2 separate regions of the Homo sapiens genome follow, and region 2 is linked to region 1. A link is an interaction called in ENCODE POLR2A ChIA-PET data of the cell type or tissue named here. Cell type or tissue: Panc1. All regions are shown on one strand. Links, peaks and the distances in the headings refer to the core of each region. The heading gives the core; the rest is flanking DNA.

Region 1 (11,067 bases), core at 1,545-9,544:
TCATCATCTGACTCTTCTCATAGGTCTAGCCTTATACACAAACTCACAGATGGAAGAAAACTCCAGTATTTTTTATGATAAAGATGTGTTCCTTGAGGGTAGAACAGAGGATTATAAACATTTTCCTAATGGAAGAAATCTATAGATAGGCAGAACCAAAAGGAAATAAATGTTTGCTAAATAAATTTCAAAAGAACAAGATTAAATTCAAGCAAATGAGTTATAAGAATAAAATTATGGCAAAAGGATTGTTATAAAAACCAATGTCCATGCTACAGTTTTGTTAACAGTGATGAAAACAAAATGTGCCCTCTTATCTGATTTAAAGTGTTGAAAGATGAAGATAGATCCCTTTTCCCTGAACATATTAAATTCAAGTCTAAATAGTCCTCCAAAAGTAAATTGATTTTAACCTTGCTCACATTTTCTCTACTTCTCTCTTCAGTAGCTAATAATGTGTAGTATTACATGTGGATTAGGCACAATACTAGAGCCTTGTGAAGAAGACAGGTCTCTAGGAATATGACATGTGAGAGCCCTCCTGATGTTTAGCTAGGTTTTTGAAAAAATAAATAAATAAATAAACAAACAAAAACTAGTGTAAAATAAAGAGACATAAACTGAATTTAAATAATTAGTACAACCTATTATAAGGAAAAGTCAGGATAATTTTAAGAGCTATCTCAGTTTGCCACATTTATAGCTGCTAGGCGCTCAGGCTTCAGATATTTTGTAGAATCCTTGCCAGGGTCATTCTACCTTGCCTCCATGGGAGCAGGGTGTATTAGTCAGCTTGGGCTGCCATAACAAAATACTACAGACTGAATGGCTTAAACAACAGACACTTATTTTTACCAAGTTCTGGTGCTGGCAAATTTGGGTTTTGGTAAGGGCTGTCTTCCTGGCTCCCTTCTCACTGTATCCTCACACGGCCCTCCCTCTGAGCTTGCTTGCTAATATCTTTTCCTCTTCTTATAAGGTATAGGTATTCTATTGGATTAGGATCCCATCCTTATGAACTTATTTAACCTTAATAACTTCCTTATAGATCCTGTCTCCAAATACAGTCACATTGGAGTTGGGGGTTCCAATATGAATTTTGGGGGAACAAAATTCAGGCTATATTACAGGTTTAAGGAACACTTAAGATGGGACCATAGGTAGCCCATGGGCCACATGTGGATGTGCTAGAACAAGTCCTTCCTTCCTCTCAGTAGATGTAGTTCTGTCCATTAGGGTGGACAGCTATGGATTTGATTCTGGCCCCTAATTACCTTATTAGTCATAAGTTCTTTGCAGGGCACAACTTGTTCAACCAAAAGTGAATTTGAAGAATCCAAAGAGGAGTCTTGGGCAACTTTGGACCTCAATAATGACAAAAAGAGCCTTCAGCAGAGATAACCAGAGGCCAACTTTCAAATATTGGTAGAATAAAAACCTATCCTAAAATATCTCACTTCCATTTTAGACAGCTACTAGATAATCCAGCATGCCAGACATAGAACTTAGATTCCACCAGACTCAGGTTTAGATCAGAATACACCCCCAAGCACCCTGATGCATACCTGAGGAAAACACAGGAGCATCCATAACCCAAGCAGAAATCTACCTAGGATCCAAACTAAGTACATCTATTTATTTAGATCACGGTAGCACAGAGAGCAGCTTCTAATAAAAATCAGCCTAGTCCCTGAGAAGACTTCATTCATGAAAAGTACCAGAGGTCAGGCTTGACCCCCTGGATTGCCCTGGCTGGAGGCTCCTTAAGGAGAACCAGTGTTGTACAATGGATAAGATGCCAGGTTCTGAGGCCAGGTTGTCTGGATTTGAATCCTGGATCTACCCTGTGATGGCTGTATGACCTTGGCCAAGTTACTTAACATTCTATGCTTCATTTCTCTCATTTTAAAAATGGCTATAATTATATTGCCTATTTCAGATTGATTGTGAGGATTAAATAAATGAGTACACATATACTATCACTTATTTAAAATTCTCAAACCAAAGAAGTGAAAACCTAAAAGATTTTTGTGCCCCTTTAGAGACAAAAACTGACAAACTTATTTGGCAGGAAAGCTTGGTTTGGTCTGAAATTAGACTATGTATAATCCTTATTCATCCCACTTAGTGTTAATATTCATATTTTGCTACAGAAATATGAAAATATATTTGATTACAGAGTGCTGCCTCAGACTCAGCTTGAGATATAAGGTTATATTTGGTATACACACCTTTCTAAAATAGGAAAATACAAAATTGGCTCCTAGGGTTGCAGATAAGGAATTGTAGACTTAGAACAGTAACTAGCACTTAGCAAGTCTATTTAAGTGTTAGCTTTTAAAAGACTGTCCTGTGACTAAGTGTTCCACATACAGAAAGGGAGATCAGTGACCCTATCTGCTCCATAAACTTCAACTTCAAGTTACAGAATCATAGGATAATAGAGCTAGGAACAGGCTGAGAGATGATTTTTTCCAGTCACACATTTTGTAGATACCAAAAACAGATACTAAGCTTCTGACCATAAAGGAGTAACAGGGTCCAGATTTACCCTACCACCTGAAATAACCAAAAAATATATTATAAAACAGTTTTCAGTAGGACATCAGTCAATGAAGAACAGTGATCTCAAGGAGATGGAATACAAAAAGGTAAGCCCTATGATTGCCATAGTTAACTGACTGGAGAAAGTTTCCAGGCAAGGACAGGAAATACAGACAGAGCTTGGTAAAGTCCTTGAGTTGTGACCAAAGTGGATAGAGTTTGCAAGTCAGAGAGCTAGACAGAAGAGACATACATAGAGATGGGACTTTGGAGATCAGCAGAGCATCCCCTGGAGTGTACAGCTGAGTGCTATCTATACATGCATGTGAAGAAACTGCCTGAGGCTGGGAAAAGAAACACTCAAAAGAATGAAAAGGAAAAGTACCCAGCACTTACACAGGACTGGGAATTGTGCCTCCTGTTCCCATGAGCCAGAATGAAAAGAAAAAAACAAAACAAAACAAAAAAAACAACAACAAGATTTATGGTGCATTGGGGTAGAATACACAAAAGGATCTTTTCTCAGTCATGGAGAATAATTAGCCCTAGACTGAATACTATTCTGGTTCTGCCTAAAATATCTTAAAAGCAGAACCCACAAGGCTGAAACTGTTTTCTAAATAACTTAAATGAGTCCCAGAACAAAACTTAAGAATACGTATAGGAATATAAAATATTCAGCAGCCAATAAGGTGAAAACCACAAAGTCTGGGATACAATAAAAAAGGACCAAGCATACAAAGAAGCAGGAAAATATGACCCATAACAGGAAACATAGTCAATCAAAACTGACACAGACTTTTCTCAATTCCTCTCACTAAATACAACTAAAAACCCTGGACATTATAGATAAAACAAACATAAGACTCTGAAGGTGGGGAGAAGAAGGCAAACCAGCTAGGGAAGTCAAGACTCAAGGAATATGTTGGTGAGTTCCCTGGGTTTTCTGTTTCCCTCAGATAGCCCAGAGTTGGTGCTCTACAAATGGGAAAGCCAAAATATCAACATCTGCAGGCAAAAATAAGCCTTAACAGAAGCCTTCTGTCTCTAACCAAAGGTCTATGAGGGCAGCATAGCAAGACAAAAAACTTTTAGAAAACAATCGCTGTCTTCAATCAGAGATCACAGAAAAAAACAGCATTCCCACCCCTTCCATTCCAGCAAAGGACCAGTGAGTATTTTTTCCTTTGTGAGGTTTTAATGGGGTATCACAAGATATTTGTTGGGGTAGTATCAGAGAAGGTCAAGACTGGAGCCAGGTCTTTTAACACTGCAAACTGGCAGCAAATCCCCATTTCCCTGAAGTGTCGTGAAGACCAGTGGGGGAAGCAAGATACCTGCACCCCATCCTAGTTAAGCAGCATTGCCCCTTCCCCTGCCAGAGTGGTGTCAAAGAAAGCTACCGAAAACAGAAGGTTTAAATAATTTCTAGAATCTAATAATATAATATGAAAATATTCAGATTTCAATTGAAAATTATTCATCATGCCAAGAACCAAAACAATCTCAAAATGAATGAAAAAAACAATCAATAGATACTATGCTGAAATTACAGGAATGCTAAAATTATCTGGCAAAGATTTTAAAGCAGCCCTGACAAGAGTCCTTTTCCTGAGAAAACAGACTTGAAAAAATGAAAAAATAGAAAGCTTCACCCAGTATATAGAAAGTTTCAGTAAAGAAATAGGAGATATATTTAAAAATTAGAATTTTAGTACTGAAAATTACAGTAATTGAAAGGAAAGCTCTGTTAATGGGCTCAACAGCATAATGAAAGGAACGTAAAAATGAATTTGTGAAATGGAAGACAGAACTATAGAGACTGCCCAATCTGGACAGCAGAGAGGAAGTGGACTAAAACACAAAAATAAAGAGGGCCTTAGTGACCTGTGGGACTATAACAAAAGATCTAAATTTCTGTCATTGAGTCCCAGAAAGAAAGGAGAAAAAAAGGCAGGGCTGAAAAAGTGCTCAAATTAAAAATGGCTGAAAACTTACCAAATCTAGGAAAACATTTGAACATACACTTGCAAGATGCAAAGTGAATGGCAAGCATGATAACACAAAGAAATCTGTTCCAAAACAACTTCTGAAAATTAAAGAAAAAATTTTTGAAAGCAGCCAGAAAAAAAAAATTGACACCTTACCTATAGGGGCAAATATTCAAATGACAACAGATTCCTCATTAGAACTTATGGAAACCAGAAAGAAGTGGCACAACAGTTTTCAAGTGATGAAAGAGAAAAAAACAGAACTGTCAACACAGAATCCTACACCCAGTAAAAATATCTTATAGGAAAGAAGAGAAAAATCAAGTGTTCTCACACGGAAGAAAACTAAGATAATTTGACACTAGCAGACCTACCCTAAAATGACTAAAGAAAATTCAATAAACAGAAAAGAAATCATAAAAAAAGAAGCTTGGAACATCAGAAAGAAAGAGAGAACACGATAAAAATATGGGTAAATAGAAGAGATTTTGCTTCTCTTGAGTTTTCTAAAGTTTGCTTTATGGTTGAAACAAAAATCAACAGTGTCTGATGTGGTCCTAAATGTATGTAAAGAAAACATTTAAGACAATTATAAGTAGGGGATGGTAGAAGAGCATAAAGGTCAGTGATAATTCTATACTTCACTAGAAATGTTAAAATGACAACACCAGTAGACTGCAATAAGTTATGTATGTATATTGTAACACCTAGAACAACCACCACAAAAGCTATAAAAAAAGCACTCAAAAGCATAAATAAATCAAAATCTTTAGAAATGTGCATATAATCCACATAAAAACAGAAAGAAGAAAGTAAAGAAGTGAAACGCAGAGAATAAACAAAAAACAAAATATAAAATGGCAGAATCGAGCCTTAACATATCAATAATTACATTAAATTTAAATGGTTACTACATCAATAGAAGACAGAGATAGGCAGCACTGATTTTAAAAACAACTCCTCCCAACTATATGCTACAAGAAACCCCTTCAAATATAATGATATTGACCAGTTGAAAATAAAAGGGTGGAAAAGACATATCATGCAAACAAGAGAAAAGCAAGAGTGGTTATAGTAATATCAAATAAAGTACCCTGTAGAGCAAAGAAAATTACCAGCTGCAGAGATTATATGTCATGATAAAAGTGTCAATTCACCAAAAAGTCATAGCAATCTTAAATGTATTTACACCAAACAATAGAACTGCAAAATACATGAAGTAAAACTGACAAAGCTGAAAGAAGAAATAAATCCAAAATTATATTTGAAGATTGCAATAACTTTCTCTCAAAATTGATATAACAGCTACATGGAAAATCAACAGTTATACAGAATTCAATAACACCAACAACCAACAGAATCTAATCAACATTTATGAAACACACACCCTACAAGAGCAGAATACATTGTTTTCAAGTGTCCATATAATATATTCTAAGATATGCCATATCCTGAATCATGAATGTAAAAGAATTGAAATTATCCAGATTGTGTTCTCTGACCACAATGGAATAAACTGGAAATCAGTAACAGAAAGATAACAGAAAAATCTCTAAGTACTTGAAAACTAAACAATACATTTTAAAGTAGTCTGTGGGTCAAATACAAAAACTCAAGGGAAATTTTAAAAATACACTGAGAAATAAAAGTGAAAATACAATGTATCAAAATTTGTGGGGCACAGCTAAAGCACTGCTGAGTGGGAAATGTACAGCATAAAATATATACATTAGATAGAGAAGAAATAACAAAAATAATCTGAATTCCCACCTAAAGAACCTAGAAAAAAAAGGGAATAAAATAAACACAAACCAAGCAGTAGGAGGAAAATAATAAACAAGAGAAATCAGTGAAATCGAAAACAGAAAAACAATAGAGAACATCAATGAAACAATGAGATGGTTCTTTGAAAAGATCAACAAAATTGACAAATCTTTGGCAAGACTAAGAAAAAAGAAGAGAAAAAGCAAATGTTGGTTAATTTCAGAAATGAAACAGGACATATTACTACAGACCCTGCAGACATAAAGTGAAGAATAAAAGAACACTATGAACAACTAACGCAATTCACCTTATATGAAATAGGTAGACTGAAGAGCCCTGTAACTATTAAAGAATTCAATATTGATTTAAAACTATCCCAAAAAGGAAATCTCCAGACCCAGATACTTTTACTAAAGGATTTTACCAAATGTGTAAAGAATAATTCACAACAGCGTTATAAAATCTCCTCCAGAAAACAGAAAAGAAGAAAATACTTCCCATTTTATGACATTAGTTTAATGTCAAAAATAAACAATGATGGTACAAATAACAGAAAACTACAGACCAATATCCCTCATGAATAAGAGGCAAAAGTCTTTAATAAAAATTTTAGCAAATAGAATTCAGCAACTCATAAAAAATTATACACCATTACCAAGTAGAGTTTATTCCAGAGACAGGTGGCTAAATACTCAGCAGTCAATAAATAAATGTAATTCACCTTATTAACAGGCTAAACAAAATCACATGTTGGTATCAGTCAGCAGAAAAGCATTTTACAAAATTTAACACCTATTCATGATTTTTAAAACTCTCAGGAAAGAAATGGAAATGGAGGAAATCTTCCTCAACTTGATAATAACATCTACAAAAAACTTAGAGTTAATATTACACTTAATGGTGAAAGATTAAATGCTTTCTCCCTAAATCAGGCCAAAAGCACATATGAGTTGGGCTAGTGGCACACACACCTTTAGTCCTAGCTACTTTAGCTACTTGGGAGGCTGAGGCAGATTACTTGAGCCCAGAAGTTCAAATCCACGTTACCCTGTCTCAAAAAAAAAAAAAAAGTCTTCTTTCAGAAGTCATATTCAAGACAATGCTAGACCTTCTAGCCAGTGCAAGAAGATGAGAAAAGGAAACATAAGGCATCAATTGAAATGAAAGATATTAAACTGTTCCTATTTGTAGATGACATGATTTATTTATATAGAAAATGCTAAGGAATCTATAAAAACAAAACTCCAAGAACTAATAAGGTAGTTCAGCAGATCTCAGAATACAAGATATATAAACATCAATTGAATTTTTATATACTAGCAATAAACATGTGGGCGCCAAAAATGAACATACAACACTACATAAAATTATTCAAACAAATACAATTCCTAGGTGTAAATCTTACAAAATATGTACAGGACTTGTATGCAGAAAACTGCACAACACTGAGGGTTTTAATCATAAAGGGATTCTGGATTTTGTCAAATTCTTTTTCTGCATCTATTGAGATGATTGTGATTTTTTATTTTAATTCTGTTTATGTGGTGTATCACATTTACTGATTTGCATGTGTTAAACCATCACTGCATCCCTGGTACACTTGATCATGGTGGATTATCTTTTTGATGTGCTGTTGGATTTGGTTAGCTAGCATTTTATTGAGGATTTTTGCATCTGTGTTCATCAGGGATGCTGGCCTGTAGTTTTCTTTGTTTGTTATGTTCTTTCCTGATGTTGGTATTAGAGTGATACTGGCTTCATGGAATGATTTAGGGAGGGTTCCCTCTACCTTGTGGAATAATGTCAATAGGATTGGTACCAATCCTTCTTTGAATGTCTGGTAGAATTCTGCTGTGAATCCGTCTAGACCTGGATTTTTTTCTGTTGGCAATTTTTTTTAGCACCATTTCAATCTTGCTACTTGTTATTGGTCTGTTCAGAGTTCCTATTTCTTCCTGGTTTAATGTAGGAGAGTTGTATATTTCCAGGAATTTATCTGTCTCCTCTGGGTTTTCTAGTTTGTGTGCATAACAGTATTGACAGTAGGCTTGAATGATCTTTTGTATTTCTGTGGTATTAGTTGTAATATCTCCCATTTTGTTCTAATTGAACTTATTTGGATCTTTTCTTTTCTTGGTTAATCTTGCTAATGGTTTATCAATTTTGTTTATCTTTTCAAAGAACTAGCTTTTTATTTCATTTATCTTTTATATTTTTTTGTTTGTTTCAATTTCTTTTAGTTCTGCTCTAATCTTTGTTATTTCTTTTCTTCTGCTGTGTTTGGGTTTGGTTTGTTCTTGTTCCTGTATTTCCTTGAGGTGTCACTTTACTTTGTCTTATTTGTGCTCTTTCAGAGTTTTTGATGTAGGCATTTAATGGTGTGAACTTTCTTCTTAGCACTGCTTTTGCTATATCTCAGAGGTTTTGATAGGATGTGTCACTATTATCATTCAGTGTAAATAATTTTTTAATTTCATCTTGATTTTATTGTTGACTCAGTGATCATTCTAGAGCAGGTTATTTAATTTCCACGTATTTTTATGGTTTTGAAGGTTCTCTTTGGAGTTGATTTCCAATTTTATTCCACTGTGGTCTGAGAGAGTACTTGATATAATTTCAATTTTCTTAAATTTGTTGAGACTTGTTTTGTGGCCTATCATACACGGTCTATCTTGGAGAATGTTCCATGTGCTGATGAATAGAATGTGTATTTTGCAATTGTTGGGTAGAATGTTCTGTAAATATCTGTTAAGTCCATTTGCTGTAGGGTATAGTTGAGGTCCATTGTTTCTTTGTTGAGTTTCTGTCTTGATGATCTGTCTAGTGCTGTCAGTGGAGTATTAAAGTCCCCCACTATTATTGTGTTGGCATCTATCTCATTTTGTAGGTCTAGTAGTAATTGTTTTATAAATTTGGGAGCTCCAGTGTTAGGGGTGCATGTATATTTAGGATTCTCATATTTTACTGTTGAATTAGCCCTTTTATCATTATATAGCATCCCTCTTTGTATTTTTTAACTGTTGTTGCTTTACAGTCTGTTTTGTCTGATATAACAATAGCTAGGCCTGCTTGCTTTTGGTGCCCATTTGCAGGGAATATCTTTTTACACACCTTTACCTTAAGTTTATGTGTGTCCTTATGTGTTAGGTGAGTCTCTTGAAGACAGCAGATACTTAGTTAATTCTTATCCATTCTGCCATTCTGTATCATTTAAGTGGAACCTTTAGGCTATTTACATTCCACGATAGTATTGAGAAGTGAGGTACTATTCTGTCCATTATGCTAGTTGCTGCCTGAATACCTTATTTTTTATTCATTGTGTTATTGTTTTATAGGTCCTATGAGATTTATGCCTTAGGAGTATTCTATTTTGCTGTATTTTGAGGATTTGTTTCAATTTAGAGCTCCTTTTAGCAGTTCTTGTGGTGCTGGCTTGGTAGTGGTAGAGGTGAATTCTCTCAGTATTTGTCTAAAAAACACTGTATCTTTCCTTCATTTATGAAGCTTAGTTTTGCTGGATACAAAATTCTTAGCTGATGATTGTTTTGTTTAAGGAGGCTAAGATAGGGCCCCAGTTTCTTCTAGCTTGTAGGGCTTTTGCTGAGGAATCTGCTCTTAATCTGAAAAGCTTTCATTTATAGGTTACCAGATGCTTTTGCATCATAGGTCTTAAGATTCTTTCCTTCGTCTTGACTTTAAATAACCTGATGATTATGTCCCTAGGTGATGATTTTTTGTGCAAATGAATTTCCCAAGTGTTCTTTGAGCTTCCTGTATTTGGATGTCTAAATCTCTAGCAAGGCCATGGAAGTTTTCCTTGATTATTGCCTCAAATAGATTCTCCAGACTTTTAGATTTCTCTTCTTCCTTGGGAACACCAATTATTCCTAGGTTTGGTTATTCAACATAATCCCAAAGTTCTTGAAGATTTTCTTCATTTTTTAAAATTCTTTTTTCTTTGTCTTTGTTGGATTGGGTTAACTCGAAAGCCTTGTTGTTGAGCCCTGAAGTTCTTTCTTCTACTTGTTTAATCCTATTACTGAGACATTCCAGTGTATTTTGCATTTCCCTAAGTATGTCCTTCATTTCCAGAAGATGTGATTGTCTTTTATTTTTGCTACCTATTTCTCTGGTGATTTTTCCATCTATATTCTGTAACTTTTTTTTTATTTCTCAAAGTTGGTATTCACCTTTCTCTCGTGTCTCCCTAAGTAGTTTAATAATTTGGACTTCTGAATTCTTTTTCTGGCAGTTCAAAGATTTCTTCATGGTTTGGATCCATTGCTGGTGAGCTAGTATGATCTCCTGGGGGTATTAAGCAACCTTGTATTGTCATTACCAGAATTGTTTTTCTGGTTTCTTCCCATTTGGGTAGATTATGTCAGATGGAAGATCTGGGCCTCAACAGCTATTGTTCAGATTATTTTGTCCCACGGAGTGCTCCCTTGATGTGGTGCTCTCCCCCTTCCTCTAGGGATGAGCCTTCCTGAGAGCTGGATTGCAGTAATTGTTATTGCTCTTTTGGGTCTAGCTGCCATTGGGGTCACTGGGCTCCAGGCTGGTACTGAGGAGTGTCTGTAGAGTCCTGTGATGTGATCCACCTTCAGATCTCTCAGCTGTGGATACAAGCACCTGCTCCAGTGCAGGTAGCAGGGAAGTGAAGTGGATCCTGTGAGGGTCCTTGGTTATAGTTTTGTTTAGTGCACTGGTTTTATGTTGGGTGGCCTCCAGCCAGGAGGTGGCACTTTCAAGAGAGCATCAGCTGATG
Region 2 (11,067 bases), core at 1,788-9,787, 54 kb after region 1:
AAATTGACCAAATTGGGAGACATAAATTCCCTCTGATTGCAGGCGCAAGAAGTGGAAATCCATATGCTGAAGTAGAAAAATATTGATGGAGGCACATTTGCTTAAGGGCTTAAAATTATATTACTGACATTTCAAAAAGTATTGGGTCCCAACTTCCAGGTGAGTTTTGGAGGATCTAGCAATGTGATTACAGTAAGAAATAAAACTTTTAAATACCCCTACCTATATGCTTATCCTTGTAAATGTCTACTGTTTATTATATGAATGTTGGAGAGATGTATAGGCATTTAGAAGGACCATGTAAACTAAATGTTTTGCAACTTAACATGATACAGACATGAGATTTGGAAATGAGTATTTACCAAAAAGACAAAGAAGCTCACCACAGGAGTTGCTGGAAATACAGTTATTCTGGGTGTACTGGATGTCCCTTATTTATGCTGCATTCTTGAGATGCAAATAGGGGTCTTTCACATAAAACATACTTTGGCTAGCTTTTTGAGATTGGAATGCCTTTCCAATAACAAGTTATCAATAAGAAGTTCTAAAATGTTATGATCAGATCATCACCACAGCTGTAACTTTAACTGAAATGTTCTTTTTTAGGCTGATTATCCACAGAAACTAGTTTACCATTTTAAATGACTTTTTAAGTCACAGATTATTTAAAGTGCACACAATAACAACAAAAACAAAGTAAACTATTTCACAATGGCTTGTGAGTATGGACCTAACCTGCATCTTTCTTCCAGTCTTTACTTTTCTCCTTATTGCTTCCTTTTTATTTCCTTTTGTATTAGTTCATTTTCACACTGCTATTTAAAAAAAAAAAACTGAGACTGGGTAATTTATAAAGAAAAGAGGTTTAATTGACTCAAAGTTCCGCGTGTCTGGAGAGGCCTCAGGAAACTTACAATCATGGCAGACAGCAAAAGAAAAGCAAGCACCTTCTTACATGGCAGTAGGAGAGAGAGAAAGTGAGGGGGGAAATGCCAAACACTTTTAAGCCATCAGATCTTGTGAGAACTCCCTCACTATCACAAAGACAGCATGGAGGAAACTGCCCCCAAGATCCAATCACCTCCCACTAGGTCCCTCCCTCAACACATGGGGATTACAATTTGACATGAGATTTGGGTGGGGACCCAGAGCCAAACCCCATATCACCTTTCCTCTTCCCATTATTTTACAGTTTCTTGATAAACTTTAACTACATCGACTAATTTGTGATTCAAATTTATAATTGTTAATAGTGTTTTCTAACTCTGTTTTTATACACTTTCCTCCCATTCATTACAACTAATCAATGACTTATAAAATTCAGCAGGCTTGTGGCATGAGTTTTCCTGTTCCCACTAGACACTAAAATATGACCCTTGAAATGACATCATTAGGTCGTCCGGAAGCAATCAGATTGCTGAAAACCAGAGAAGCCCTTACTGTCTAAAAAAAAAAAAAAAAGGTATATGAGGAAAATAAAGGAGTACTTCTTGGGAAAATGAAAAGGCAAAAGTATCATATCATAAATTATTCTTCCAAGTGCTCATTTTATTTTGTGTAATTTCCCTGAGCTTTAGGTTCTTGAAGACTGAGAACATAAAATAAGAAAAAACTGGGCTGTAGTAGAGAAAAGATTAAGTGAGGACACTGTACATTCATGACTCCTGTATATAATAAAAGCACTTTCTGGGCAAAATTAAGACTGTTATCAGATATAGATGCACATGTACAGATGATATATATATATATATGTGTATACGTATATATGTATATATGTCTTACTGGGTGGTTTTTATGCACCCTGACTTTTCTACTACTTGATTAAAAGACTAGGCAATTCCCCTTGAGATTTGTTCCTCCACGCAATGTGCTGTAATTGCAACAGAGTGCTTGATACAGCAGCAATGAGCACTATTCTGTAATAAATTTGGGTCACTGCACGGTTCATCATGTAGTCCTTGGCAACAGGAGATAAAGCACTGGTTAGTGCCTCTCGCTTTTAGCTGCAGTGTCACTGGTTCTCCTGCCTAATTATATTAACAGAGCTAAATGTACGCAAATTGTCCCTGTCCTAGGTCTTTCCCTTCCCACTGTCTCCATAATATTTCATCTCCAGAACACATTTCTTACAACAGTAATGTGAGTCAGAGGTGTGGAAGTGTGAGCTGCCAAGAAAAAGACAATTCCCTTCTTGTTGCATCATCCTCTTCATTTTCCTGTTTCCTCAAATCAATATTTTAAAAATCTTTTAGTTCACACAAATTCTCTCATCTATTTCTCTGATGGAAAATCAAATAGAACTTGTATAGGGTTTTCTAAAGTGCTGATTCCTATAGCTAAGTATTCGAATAAACTTAGTGCATTTCTTTAGAGAAATGTTTTTTGCTTGCTTCATTACCCTTACACTTCAGAGTTTTTATTTGCAGATTGTAGTTCACAGGAATTAATTTCTGATGCCTCTAAACACATTTTACAGGGCTACCGGCAAGATTTAACCCTTTGCTTTCAAGTCTGCACATCCTTCCCGTCATCTCTTTCCAGACCCTTCTATAACCACACCCATATCATGCTCTCTTTCTCTCCCCTAACCCTGCCCTGAAAAATCCAACATCTATTAATTCTCAAATTTGGCTCAGTGAAACTTTAAAAAATTATTGCTTTAATAGAATTTGGGGCAGGAGGATTCAATAAAAGGAATTCATGCGATAGAGCCAAAATAAGTATTAGAAATATTAGAGAGATGGAATGGTTTCTTTTTAACTCCAGCGCACATATTTAAATCAGTGAACTGTATGCAGTAGGTTTCAGACTGACGCCTGAGACATGCATTTTGCTTTTGAAGATCTTTGCCTTAAAACACTTTTGAAGCATTTAATAAGTGAGTTAGGACTGTGTAAATCTTGTTAAAGCAAGTGAACATGAAGTACACAGCTGAAAAGGCAGCCTGTTAACGCTTGGAGGGAAATGAGTGTCCTTATTCTGCTCTTACATCAGTATCGGGGTGAAGCTGGAATGCTCACTTTTACCTTGCCTCGTAATGATAAAAGTTCTCTACCTTTTGAAGCGTTAAGACTCTACCATAAACAGATACTTCGCTTGCTGTTTTTTGTTATTTATCTTGACAAGGCTTTTATTTTTATTTTTTGACTTTGCTTTTCACAGAGCATCACAAGCTTTCTTAATCCTGTGTAAATGTAGAGAATAACCTTCCCCAGCTGTGACCAGTAACATAGAAATCCTCGCGAATCAGACTTGTCATGCCATAGTAAATCCCTCAAAACTAAGCGAGAACCTGAAAAAGCAGATGACCACCCCCAGGTGCTTTGTCATCAACAGTAAGAGGAAAATATCCCAGGGATGTAGGTACCTGAGAAACCAAGAACCAAATGCCTGGGATATATGGAAATTTTTTTGTGGTACCAGAGAACCAAGTTCCTCAAACCCTATGTGACACCATATCTTCCCACAGACAAAAAAAAAAAAAAAAGTCACTTTGGTCTTCATCCCAATTGGCACCAAATATTCTGAAAAGAGCACAAATAAGCAACAATTTTCTATGAGCATATAACTATAATTTTTGATAACCAACCATAGATTTTGCAGACAATAAACCTCTTATTTATAGTTGACTTTGAGCCTCTCTGGATCTTATTTTTCTCTCCTGTATTATGGGACAATATTTATCTTGCATGGTTGCTGAGAGAATTAAATGAACTCCAACATCACTAAAGCACCTGGCACAGGGGACAAACACAACAAATTTCAAGTCGCTATCATTCCCACTCTGAAGTGTAAAAACCATGTCTCGTTATGCAGAGAAAATGCATTTTAATAATCTTGACAATAGACTTGAAAGTGTATTAAACATAGTCCACATTCAACCTATTATAAACTCTTAGAGCACTTATTATAGTGAATCCTATTGTACTTTCTTTCTTTTTTTCCTCCCAAAAGAATACTGGAGTCATTTATTTCCTTGCAGGAGCACTGTGGATGTCTTTGTAAGTCTGATAGCATTATCTGACAAATAATCAATGTTTGGCTGTAACCCGAGGGCCTCCAGAGCTAGAGGACATTAGTCAGCATGGTATCATGGAGAAGGAGGCAAATCCAGCATAAATTGTTTTCTGTGCTGAAATTATCAGGTGATTTTTGCCCAGGACTTTCCATCATAACACTTCCTATAGGATTAGATTTGAAGCTCAGAATTATTTTGATTATTCATCATGTCATCTTTTGTATCTCGACAGCTTTTCTTTCACAAACTTATTATAGCAAAAGCCCAGCTGAATGTTTCCCGACATGTATCAGTAAAGTGACAGAACAGCTCTATATCCTTATGCTCTTCATTTTGCAGAGAGGTTAAAGTGACCTTTTAACAGACCCACAATAAAATTGGAATATGAAAAGAGTGTGAGGCCCAGGTATAAAACACGCTCCAACCTAGCTGACATAAATACTAATAGGATGGAATAATTTGAGTGGACAGAGGAAAAATAAATCAAAGTCACTCACACTTAAATGTATAAAACTATTGTAGAGACACAGAGCATGACTAAAGGTCTGATTTATTTCTGGCAAAGCCCAGTAAAATTGAAATACCTAATACCATATTCCAAACCACCTTCAGAAAGGCATACGTTTAGATATTCTTTCTTGCTTCCAAAATGTGTTCTTTCTCTGTTATCTGCCAAAGGGGAAGCATGAAGCAGACTGATTAGAAAAAATCACTAGTATATCTTTTGGAAGTGTAAGAAAAGTGAACATATAATTTACGTATACTATCCAGTCTTGTGTTATAAATACATGATGCTTTCTCATCTCAACTACCTGACTTTATATAACATACTGCAAATAGAAATCTGGGGTTAGACCAAAAATTTTTTAAACTTGAAAGTGAATTGGACATAAGAATCAGTTCTTTTCTACCTTGTATACATAAGCATATAATTGTGAAAATCTAGGGTGTTTTGGTGACTACAGCCAGTTTTGTTATTTTGAGGGATCTGCAAAATCAGAGCCATTGTTGAAGTGAGAATTAAAAATTACAATGGGTCCTCCCTACTGAGATACAATAGAGAACAGCAGAAGAGTGGGGAAAGAAAAGTTCAGGGCCATACTGAGGTCACGGGAGTTTCCTGAGAGATAGTAATTATTAAGAATAACCACACCAGAAATGATGTTTGCTCTTACAAGGGTATCCGGGACAACAGGGTTAAGAATTTGAGACCTTGACCTAGGAGACAGAGATTTGTAAAGTGAGCTACTCTTGGAATATTAACTTGATAAATTAGGTTTTAAATTCCTAGTCTCTCATCTCTTCGAGCCATGCAAAAGAGACTGAAGTCCAAAGCCCCCTGAATGCAAGCTCCAATCTACAGACTTTTCATGAGAAAGTCTGCAGTCTCAATTCGAGACAAAGCCTGATCTCAGGGCAGCCAGTCTTCAGCAAATAATCTTGGCATTTTAAGTGGTGTTTAAAATGTTCTATACCATTAAAACTCTTTTGATGTTGAATCTAAGAGCATTCTAAAGAACATGGCAATAATGAACCCAAGCTGCACACCAAATTCTAGGTAACATAAGAAGCTCTTTGAAACATCTTCAATTCAAATTCTAACATACAGTGTCCAGAAGAAACCGCAAAACAAGAAAGCTTAAGTTTTTAATTTACATTTGGAAAATGATGAATACGAAATTTTAAAATGGTATTGTACAATCTCTCTTAACTTTGGAAATGAATAAAATGGTGATTATTTAACAAAGATGTAATTGCAGGTGACTTATGGCAAGAAGCCCATTACCATGATTTATCCAAGCAATAAGCATTTATTAAACATCTACTATAAACATTTATTGAGCATCTAACATTACACCTGAAGCAAAACTACTCAAGATTGCTCTTGTGAGAGGCAGCACAATCACAAATCAATGACTGCAATTCCGTTTCTCCCTCCTAGCTTTTTATTTAAGGCTCATATTTGAATTTGTTTTCAGTCTTCTCTGTCCACAGCATCTTTATATACAACCCATGTCCCCCCTAAGGCAGACACACAGCTCTCTCCTTGTGTTCCTCAGTTCTGCCACTCTGAAAATGTGCCTACCTCTTTGAGGGGCTCCCAGAGGCTTCCAACATAAATTGTGTGCATGCCACATGCCACATAGCCTGTGCTTTAATTGGCCATCCCAAATATACCTTTCAAATTCAGTAAAAATTCATTCCATAGTCCCATGTGTGATATAGTATCAAACAAAGAGATAGAAGATAATATTTTAGTTTATGGATATCTCCCATAAGGGTGCTCATATTTGACATCTATTCATTACTTATGTCTTTCTCCCAAATGCAGAGCAAAGTGAGACCAGGAATGCTTTAAAGTGATTCCTGTAGCTGTTGATCAGTGAGAAGAATAAGTAGTTTATCAACCCAAATATTAGCATTACCTGGATAATTCTGTAAAAACACAAATGCTCAGATACTATCTCTGGAGATCTGGATTCAGTAAGTTTAGGGGCGAAGACTATCTGATTTTTTCTACTCTCTAGTAATATTGGTGTATAGTAAGGGCTGAGAAAACCAAGATAGGAAAATTTTTAAGTTCCATCAGAACTAATAATTTATAGCTCCATGCTATGTGTGGTTAGATACTGGAACCACCTGGACAGAAAGCTTTGATGGAGGGCAGGAAAGAAGGAAAATGAAATACACAAAACATGGAGTGTGACCCCAGCAGAGCAGACCCCATTGAACTCTACGGCAGGGTTTCCTGGGTTTCTAGATGAACGGAAAGGAGTCACCAGCTGCTTTTGATGGTGTTAAAAGACATAACAAAATAAATGAGTGCATAGCATATAGGGGTAGAAGAGTGTTTGAAGATTAATTCTAAGCACTCAATCATTTTGTTTAGGGCCTATGTTGCCCATCTATCACTAAAATGATAGCCGAGTAAGGTGAACATGCATGATATGGTTGCTACAAACTGGATCCGCTTTGAGGAAATATGATTCTGATTCAGAACTTTTTTACACTTGCAGGTTTTGACAGAAAAGACTGTGGACTCTGGCAGCTGCTCTGGGATGACTTTACTCTTTTTTTTTTTTTTTTTTTTGAGACAGAGTCTCGCTCTGTCGCCCAGGCTGGAGTGCAGTGGCACTATCTCGGCTCACTGCAAGCTCCGCCTCCTGGGTTCACGTCATTCTCCTGCCTCAGCCTCCAGAGGAGCTGGGACTACAGGCGCCCGCCACCACGCCCGGCTAATTTTTTTTGCATTTTTTTAGTAGAGACAGGGTTTCACCGTGTTAGCCAAGATGGTCTGGATCTCCTGACCTCGTGATCCACCCGCCTCGGCCTCCCTAAGTGCTGGGATTACAGGCGTGAGCCACCGTGCCCGGCCGACTTCACTCTTCACATAGTTGTTAGTTGCAGTGAGGGCCATATGTGTTCTGCATCATCCAGCAAATGTGAGCAGAGAATGTGGACCCATCTTTCACTGCGAAAACTGACATCCAGAAGCATTCATTTCCAACCAGCACACATTGCCTTGATGGCCATGCTGGCAATGGGCTGTTGATGTCCCGTCTCCACCCGCTCGGCCCCAAGGTCAACATCTCCATTAAGCAGAGTAGGCACAGTGCAAGGGCCCACGATAGTGTTGAAGTTCATAAAAAATGTTTTAGTTTCATTTAAAATCTGGAAAAAATTAACTTTTAGGTCAAGAACATGTTAACCTATTCATCTTTGTATGAACGCAGTTGTAAAATATAATTCTAATATGATTTTAGGAAGGAAGAGGTCCATGAAGGCAAAATTGGCTAGGACCCATAAAAGTCACAAGGTAGTCCTGATTGTCCTTAATCATGGCCAGCTATGTGATTTGTATGTTTTTTATGCAAAATAAAAAATGCAGGGCCTCTTGTTCAAAATATTATAAATTTCAAGGTGGTGACGGTAGAGCATTAAACCAAGCATGGGGCCCTCTGAGCATGGTACCCTGTGCAACCTGTCTTGAGAGGTGGCTGATGGGAACCATATTTTTGTTAGAATCTAATATTTCATGAGCCAAGCCCAGAGTCTTCATCTCTATTTTTGACCCAACTTTCTGCATTTCTAATCCCTTTCTTCCTCCGTGTAACTCCTACCAAAATTAGACAACAATAGGACAAGAGTGTTGAAGAAAGACATTGGCTATTGTGGGCATTGGGTTGAGAAATTTTATTCTCTTTTTGACTATCATTACTCTTATGATACTTCAGTTCCACCCTATCATCGACCATCAGACAGAGGATATTTTTTCCTTGTTAACCCACAAATATAACATTTAGTGACCTTGAAATTATGAGTGTTAAAGACATCATACCTTATCTTAACATGTCATTGTCACCAGGTAAGGTCCCTGTTACTATTGCTTTGAAACAAACCACAGTTGGTAAAGGAACTTCTACTGTTAAACCTATCTCAACACAAAGTCGGCGTTATTTATTTATGATGTTACATGAATCATCTGCACTTTCCCTGATAAGCCCTAGGCTGTGTGTCTTTCATTTCAGCTGACATTTTGCTGCCATTTGCCAGGCTAAGTAACTACCGTGCAATCACTCTGAGCTGATGCATGGTCATTGTTTTGCACAAAATGGATTTTTAAGTCAGCTGAAAGGCTTTCTGAAGAATATAATTTGACAAAGTAAATTTTTGCTCATATAACAGAAATCAGCCAGGGCTGTACCAAATGTATTTTTTAAGATAGCTAAAAGGATTTCTGCAGAGAGTTTGACAAAGTATTTTACTTTTGTGCACAAAGCAAAAATTGATTAGTTTTGAACAAAAAGGATTTCTCAGGGTGCTGAAAGGCTTTTCTCTGGAATTAAATATATTCTTTGGCTTGCAGGATAAGGTATTTGAAAGTAGTGTCTGAGAAGACAAATAGTTGTCAGTGACATTTTTTTTTTCAGAAACAAGTTAAAAGAATCTACTTAAATGACATTTTCAACCTGGTTTGGCTCCAGATCTCTCACTGCTTACAGAAAGATGACCCATTTTCCAGTGTACGAGGCTTGTTGCATGATTCATTCTCTTGTTTGATCCTGCTCCTAAATTGATAGAATCATTGAGTAGACATTTCACTGAACACTTTTCCCCCTTCAGTTTAACTATAGGAGACAAGAAATCTGAACAAATTGAAGGGCAAGGAGTTTTAACTTAAATTGTTTAGCTTCAGGGAAATTTTGCTGACAATTTTCCAATACCCACAGTACTTCTATTTGAGGAGAGGAGGTGATTTGGAAACATGCAACTTATACAAAAACTGATTCCATTTTTTCTAAACGTGTCAGTCTGCTGCCATGGAAAGTTTTAAAACTGGAAGATAAATGCAATGACCTACTTATCCAATGTGCTATGAGAGTTGTGTGTGTGTGTGTGTATGCACTCGTGGGGGTGTGTGTGTGTATGTGTTAGTCAGGGGTGGTTGTGAGCAAGTATGTGGTGTGGCTATGACACCAATCAAATTTTTGGACAGTGATCCTTTTTCAAATGAAAAGGTTGCTTTTAGGAGTACATGTAAAAATAATTTACAACCAAATATCTTGGTATATATCTTGAATTTTTAATGCATTTTTTACACTTTTTTTATGCTGGTACAAAGTTTGAATTACTTTTTCCAGCTTAGTTTGTACTCCCTGCCTAAGATCATGAGAGGGCAGCGTCAAATCATCCTTTCCTATCATTTTTGGTTACACCATTAAATTAAATACAAAGTCCAAATTTAAAAGTTCTTCATTAAGAATAAATTGTTAAAGGTTTAGAAATTAATCCCTGATATATACTATTACCTTTTTTATATTTAGAAATTAAAGGCAGCTTATTTTTAAGAGTTTCATTGCTTAACAAGATTGTATTCATACATTTGAAACAAGTTCTTGATTTATTTACATTAATGGACACAGGAGATTGAATATATGATCTTATTTTTGTCCTTGTTTCTAGTTCCAAATCAAAGTAATTTAAGGTAAATAGAATCCTCTTTTCCACAAGATGTTCCTTATCTTTTTTTATTTTTTTATTTCAATTTAATTTTTTTAAATTTTATGGGTACATAGTAGGTGTATATATGTATAGAGCACATGAGATGTTTTGATACAGGGATGCAATGTGAAATAAGGAAACCATAACGAATGGGGTGTCCATACCCTCAAGCATTTATCCTCTTTGTCATGTTGTTTTCAAAGTAGAGACTTTTAAATAAAGAAAATGAGAGTTGGTGGGTCAGCTCTTTTCATTTTATCATTCACCAATATGAGGAACACACATCCACACATATGCTTACATACATATCGTTATTATGGCACTACCTCCCCTAAGGTTCGACAGTAAACAGTAAGCACAATCATTTTATTGACCAAGTCTCTGACTTACTGTCAAAACTAAACAGAACAAAAGTAGGGCAAATCTACAGGACATTGATTACTAACCTATTTTTAAAAGGAGACTAACCCAACATGTGCCATTTTGCCTGATACCTTACTAATTTCACACCATGTCTTAACTATATGGTATCACAAGCAAGTTTAAAAGAGCAGTGTTTCTAGTCCATGGCTTATCCAAAGAAACCATTCACTGCAAATGTCAAATCCAGTGAGGTGAAACATGAACAAGTATGAGAGGTTAACCCTTGGCATGTGGTTCCAGGGTGTGGGGGTGATATGGTTAGGCTTTTTGTCCCCACCCAAACCTCATATTGAATTGTAATCCCCAGGTGTTGAGGGAGAGACCTGGTGGGAGGTGATTGAATCATGGGGGCACGAGGTTCTCATGATAGTGAGTGAGTTCTCACAAGATCTGATGGTTTAAAAGTGTTCGGTAGCTCCCTGCTTTCACTCTGTCTCTCCTGCTGCCATGTAAGAAGGTACTTGCTTCTCCTTCATTTTCTGCCATGATTGTAGGTTTCCAGAGGCTTCCCCAGCCATGCAGAACTGTGAGTCTATTAAACCTCTTTTGTTTATAAATTACCCCATCTTGGGTATTTCTTTATAGCAGTATGAAAATGGACTAATACAGTAAATTGGTACCTC

Evidence for each region. ChIA-PET counts read pairs that join two places held together with the same protein. Peaks named below come from ENCODE experiments on the same cell type or tissue, not always from the same donor. Only the 100,000 strongest peaks of a DNase experiment are listed, where the experiment ranks them.
Region 2: POLR2A ChIA-PET joins it to region 1 with 5 read pairs; 1 of 35 experiments calls an interaction of 5 or more read pairs at or near these places.

The regions. Positions count from the first base shown.
Region 1 is chr5:124,137,370-124,148,436 of GRCh38, forward strand. The region is part of intron 4 of LINC01170 (long intergenic non-protein coding RNA 1170); the gene reads right to left. Among named protein-coding and RNA genes, the nearest start is that of LINC01170, 300 kb to the right of the region's middle. In Panc1, for the core only: no CTCF peak of the experiment used is centred there; no DNase peak of the experiment used is centred there; H3K27ac peaks cover 391 bases.
Region 2 is chr5:124,191,544-124,202,610 of GRCh38, forward strand. All of the region lies in intron 4 of LINC01170 (long intergenic non-protein coding RNA 1170), which reads right to left. Among named protein-coding and RNA genes, the nearest start is that of LINC01170, 240 kb to the right of the region's middle. In Panc1, for the core only: no CTCF peak of the experiment used is centred there; a DNase peak (open chromatin) is centred at 2,191; H3K27ac peaks cover 2,685 bases.